2 separate regions of the Mus musculus genome follow, and region 1 is linked to region 2. The links are chromatin loops, found by intact Hi-C in ENCODE. Cell type or tissue: heart. All regions are shown on one strand. Each heading gives the region's core, and the rest is flanking DNA. Links, peaks and the distances in the headings are about the cores only. Region 1 holds the start of Sh3glb1 (SH3-domain GRB2-like B1 (endophilin)). Region 2 overlaps Hs2st1 (heparan sulfate 2-O-sulfotransferase 1).

Region 1 (2,908 bases), core at 290-2,789, 190 kb after region 2:
GTGGGTCAGAGGGCAACTTTGGTTGTCTGCTAGCCAAGCAAGTCAAGCCAGTTTATTTACCCTCTCTAAGACTGCTTCCTTTTTAAGGGAGGGCGAACAATGCCTCTCTGGCAAAGTGACAGAGATGGGCTGCAGCTAGTACGTTCAATGCACAGTAAACTGCTCGTCATACTATTTTTCATAAGATAGGCAGTCATTACCCTGGGGAACTGTCCGATTCTTTTGCCAAGGATAACGAAATATGATATTCACAGTGCCAGTAAAATGAAATGAATCAAGAAATAAAGCAGCACACGTGAGATTTATAGTTCGGTGGGATTTTGGCACATGGGACATTACTTTTGTTTTCTCTTTCCGGAACAGAGGGCTGCTGCTACCCTATGTCACTAACTTCAATACCAGATTGTTTACAAGCCACGTTGTGAAATTGACATCTGCTCCGAGATTTAACTGAGTTTGCATAATGTGGGTGTTGACTGTAAAAAATCTGCCCAAGTTCCCTATTGCTGACACTTCCTTAATCACAGAATAAGGAGACGCAGTGAACTTTTCCCTTCCAAGTGCGCCTGAAGCCAAGCGTGCCCGGTCCCCTCCAATGTGACAACAACGTGAATCGCGTCCTCCTCTCACCCCTGCTCTATATAGCCCATCTGGGGAACGCGTCAGGGCACCCCTAATCCTAGGTGTCCTGCGTCCTTGGTGAAGCTGGGACACCGACAGGGACAGGCAATCTCCATCTCCCCCACGGGCTGCTAAGCTCTGGGACAATCCTTCCAAGGGGCAGCAGCGAGGGCTGGTGGGAACTGAGCTGGCAGCTCCTCTGCGTTGAGGGGCAGGAAAAGGAAACTCCCTTCTCGGTCGGACGCGGCCCGGAGGGCGAGAGCGAGCGCAGCGGAGGGTGGGGGTGGCGCCAAGGTGCTCGGCGTGCCCTGCCTCGCCGGCTGGGGCACCGAGGCCTCCGCCCCGGGGTGAACCCAAGGTGTCCGCCCTGGGCCGCGTCCCGACTCGCCTGCCGGGGCGCGGGGCGGCGGCGGCCGGGCGAGCGAGGCGGAAACGGCCAGCGGGGCAGGGGCGCCAGGCCGCGCCCATCGGCAGGCCTGGGTACCAGGGCGACGCCGTCCCCGACCCGCCCTCCGCTCGCCCTCCCCGGCGCCACCACCCCGCCCGGCCCCAACCGCCGCCGCCGTACCTGCACGGCCCGGCTGAGGAAGGTGCCCGCGTCGGCCGCCAGCTTCTTCACGTTGAAATCCATGATGTTCATGCCGGGCGGCAGCCGGGCAGAGCCGCCGGCTGCGCTAGCGGGGAGGCGGGGAGCGCCGCGGCCGGGCTGGGGCGCCGGGCGACGGCGACGGCGGGGCGGACGTGGTAGGTGGCGGGAGGCGGCGCCAGCCCCGCGCAGCTGTCGTTTCCTGGCGGGGAGGCGGGGGAGGGAAGAGGGCGGGCGCCCGCGAGCGCGCGCCTCTCCGCTCACACGCTGGGCCTGTCGCGTCGCCGAGCAGCTGCGAGCCACGGGGACCGAGGTCGCGTCCGGAGGAAGGCCCCGCCCCGCCCCGCCGCCCGGCGACTGTGCAACCGCGGCGGAAAACAGCCGGCCGGGAGGGGGGCGTGGCCTCACCGATGGCGTGGGGTGGGGGGCGGGGGTGTCCTCGCGGGAACAGCGACCCCTGCAGGGTGGCCGAGGATTCACCACTGGGTGGAGCCGCTGCAGAGGTTCTCATGGGAACAGCGACCCCTGCAGGGAGGCCGAGGATTCACCACTGGGTGGAGCCGCTGCAGAGGTTCTCATGGGAACAGCGACCCCTGCAGGGTGGCCGAGGATTCACCACTGGGTGGAGCCGCGGCTGAGGCTCTCCTGACAGCTCACTAAGCACCAAGCCAGTGTCAGAGCATCAGTGGAAGTTCTTACCAGAACGAGAGCCTCCTGGGCTCTCACCCTGATTCCCTCCCACAGCATCTCAGTGAGTGTCTGTGACAGAATCGCCCGGACAAAAGTTCCTTAGAAAAGCATGGACAAAACGTTCCTTAAAAGGAAACAGAACTGACACTATAGAATCATTGGCCCGGATTTCCTGTATTGGGTCTGGGGTCAAAGGCTACCTATGGCTTGGGTAGACACCTAGCCAATCTTTGCTGAACGGGATTGTCTTCATTGTCCCCTACCCTATTATACTTTGACTCACTGTTGAGGACCTATTGTGTGTGAGGCATTGAGTAGGTGCTGAAGGGTTCAGTCCCTTTGGTGGCTGGTGGTCATCTGAGGCATATTTAGAAAGTATCTCCCATCCCCTGGGAAGGTATATAAGAGCATTTCAGAGAGACAATGGAGAAGAAAGACAAGGTTCCTATCCGGTTATACATTCCTTCACTCCTGAGTACCTACTGTCTGGCAGGGCCTCAACCTTCCAACTCTTAGCTGTGTGATAAAGGCATGAGCCCTTCCCCCCACACCCACCCACCCAGACACCCACACTACACTCAGCTAATTTAGTTTCTGTTTTCTGAGAAAAGGCCTCATGCGACCTAGCCTGGCTTCAGGTATCCAAAGACCGCTTCAAACCCATCACCCTCCTGTCTTTGTTTTTCTTTCTTGTTCCTCCCTCCTTTTTCTTCTCCCCACTTCCTTTATCCTGGGGACCAAACCACTGTCCAATAGATCCTGTTTTACAGGTCTTATCATGTAACTTTCATTTTGGTGTTTCAAGATGCCTCTGGAACCTCTAGATATCACACATATGTTCTCACATTAGAAAGGAAATGAAGGGGAGAGGCAAAAGTACACACCAGCTCAGTGTCCCTTTCTCCTTTAAAACAAGCATTCCATAACCCCCAGCTCGTAAACTTTCATTTTCACATCGTTAGTGAGAACTGGGCCATTTAGGTCCTCACAATGGCAGTTCGATCGAATAAA
Region 2 (2,908 bases), core at 215-2,714:
TTTCTACACCAAGAAGCAGCATCAGCCCTGACCACATGACTGCCAACACAGACGTTTTACATTATACACACAAGATGTGAATTTATCTATTTTAAAGCATATAGCAGATCAAAGGCATTTAAACAGTCTACAGACATAGACGAGTTTAGAAGATCCATATGCTTCAGATTGGAGAATTACAGTTAGTGAACCAAAGGTAAAGAGAAACAAAGAATCCCAAGCCATATAAACACCATTATCTCTGAGCCAGAACTTCAAAACAGAAACACACGCAGAATCTGTTTTTCTGTCTGTTATGTTTGTGTATGTTTTCATCAGGGTTTCTTTAAAAAAAAAAAAACAAAAACACTGACTTCTCATTTGAGTCACCAAGTAGACTTTTTAAAAGGCAATGAAGCCTAGCATGACTGTTTTGTTAGGTCCTTGCCTCTGGATGGAACTCCTACTTCACTCTGCACAGGCAAGAGCATCTCTCAAGGAGTGTCTACCAACTTATCTCATCCCCTTCCAAGGCTGAAGGTACAGCACAAGACCTGGATCCCGAGAATACCATATCCTCCAAGGACAGACTCTCCAACGTGGAGACAAATACCACTAAGGACAAGAGAGCAGAAGCGAGCGCCTTGTAGGAACCAGTCTGATCTTGCCATGCTGACAGTCAGTTGTACAGACCTCTTTGGGCATCCTGCAGAATCAGAACTAATAATCAACCAGCCCGTAGCCCAGCCACAAGTGCTTGAGTATGCAAATGTGTCCCCAAAACTCCTCTCTATAGGAATGCAAAGCTCATGTTGGTACCCAGTGATTCGACAAGGGGCCCTGGGCCCTTCATTTGTTCCTCCTAACATGTTAGATCTCTGTCCTCTACCTTTCAGCTCCGCTCATCCTTTCAGCGGGTGTATTTGGAGGGTGGCTGGGCTGCTGGACCTGGGGCCTGTGCTCCCAAACTCCAGTTTGCTGGAGAACAGCCCCAGAAGCTGTTAGCATCAGAGGGCTTTTGTTTTGTTTTTGTTCTGTTTGTCTTTGCATTTCAAAAAACAAAACATAGTGGGTTAAGATTCCATAAAATTAGTGTCAACTTCCCTTAGTCCTGGCTGCTGTGTCAAAGTCCCTTAGTCCTGGCTGCTATAAATATTGCTGAGAGTTCCCAAGACTGTCACTAGAGTAAAATTACCAAACCAACACAGGCAGGAGCAGGCCTTTTTTTCTGCCAAATTCATTTTTTCTTTTTGTTTTTGTTTTTCTTTTTTTCTGACGAAGGTAAAGTCCTATATTCCTTGTCTATTTCTTTACCTGTGACATTTTAAAGTGTGAGGACTACATCTCCAGGTGTCTAAGGACTACCTCCTTATCTTACAGTCAGATTTTAATAACTGGCTGGAGACTTTTAACACCAAGTGTTGTTTTTGTTACTCTACCAATAACCACCCCCCTCCCCCCATACTTAATTAAATAGAATCTCTAAAAATGGAAAACCATGTACTGCAAATTTAAAAGAAAAATTCACCTAAGTGATTTTTCTCAATCAAGTCAGTTTTGGGAAACCATGGGTCTCTCCAAGACAATAATTAAAATTTACTTAAGGTCAAACTAATATGAAGCCAGAAGAGGGCAGCAGGTAGCTATTCTGCAAAACTAAATATGCAAATATATAAATAACTATAAGGTACAAAGTAGAGAGTGTTCTCCGGGAAAGGCCCACAGAGACTCAGATATTCTCAGAGAAATTGCCAGCCTCCAGTGAGAAGTAATGAGCGACCTGTAAGAAGCAAGCGAGTCAGCCAGGAAATGTCAGGACGTGCCTGGCAGGAGTGAGAGTGGTGAGAGTCCAAGAGCAGAGCCTCCTCCACCTGTCAGGAGGTAACTACAAAAGAAGACAAGAGCTGGAGCGATTCCTGAAGCTTAACCCTCAGGAGCAACCCAGCTACAGCGGGAACTGTTGGAATCACAGAGTGAAAGAACATTAGGGACAGAACAACACAAAGAAGCAATGGAAAGCATGTCTGATGGAAAGGAAAGGTCCTCATTTTTAAATCAAAGCTTTATGACGTTAGCAATGGAAAGGAAACTTAATATTCTGGAGGTGCTGGGCTGTGTGCGAGTGGCTGCTACAGTACAGGCACTTATGGCACCGATCTGCAGCACAGCATGGGCTGGGGGCAAAAGCACATACATACATACATACATACACATAATTAAAAATGAAAGAATACATCATTAAAATATGACCCAGAGTTTTCTAATCTTTGCTTTTAGATCACTTAGAAGTTTGCAACTGTGAGACAAATAGTGAAGAGTCAACCAGCACAGGAATAGCTGTGCAAACCCACCCTGACTTCCATGCACAGCTAACGCAGCTGATGCACACACAGTTCTGCCATCCGCTGTATAATTCAGATGGTATTTCTACATCCTCCATTGTTACTGCTCTTCAGCATCCAACCAAACCAATCTGCACTCTCTAGCTGGAGCTGCACATTTAGACTACTGCTTCCTCTTAAACTTATTCATTTAAGTGAGTGTTTGTGTGAGAGAGACTGTGTGCATGTGTGTGCGTGTGTATGTAAAGAATACTTATAGAAGAGACTCCAAAATACATTTAGCCTTAAAGCCTGTTGAGCACATATGTATTACTCCTTCCTCTCAACCTTTAGGAGGCAGGGTTTACAAGCTGGTCTCGAATTTTCCATCCTTGCAGCTCAGCCTTCCTGGCGCTAGCTACCAACCATATGTTTTTGGTAAAAAGAAAGAAAGAAAGAAAGAAAGAAAGAAAGGAGGGAGGGAGGGAGGGAGGGAGGGAGGGAGGGAGGGAGGGAGGGAAGGGGTTGAGATGGGAAGAAACTTTATACAGCCCCTTTCCAACATAAAAAAGACCCCTTTCCATTGCACCAGGTTTTCCAGAGCTGAG

Evidence for each region. Peaks named below come from ENCODE experiments on the same cell type or tissue, not always from the same donor. Only the 100,000 strongest peaks of a DNase experiment are listed, where the experiment ranks them.
Region 1: a loop joins it to region 2, with 12 times the contacts of the local background. A loop is called at or near these places in 4 of 42 quality-filtered maps.

What each region holds. Positions count from the first base shown.
Region 1 is chr3:144,718,793-144,721,700 of GRCm38, forward strand. It overlaps Sh3glb1 (SH3-domain GRB2-like B1 (endophilin)), which reads right to left and starts at 1,543. Exons shown (of 9, transcript NM_019464.3): 1 at 1,190-1,543. The coding sequence starts at 1,261. In heart, for the core only: no CTCF peak of the experiment used is centred there; DNase peaks (open chromatin) are centred at 699 and 1,429; H3K4me3 peaks cover 2,039 bases; H3K27ac peaks cover 2,395 bases.
Region 2 is chr3:144,529,516-144,532,423 of GRCm38, forward strand. The region is part of intron 1 of Hs2st1 (heparan sulfate 2-O-sulfotransferase 1); the gene reads right to left. It overlaps Gm43560 (a long non-coding RNA gene), which reads right to left. Exons shown (of 2, transcript XR_003954573.1): 1 at 1-2,908. Among named protein-coding and RNA genes, the nearest start is that of Gm43560, 3.9 kb to the right of the region's middle. In heart, for the core only: a CTCF peak has its summit at 1,614 (motif pointing right); no DNase peak of the experiment used is centred there.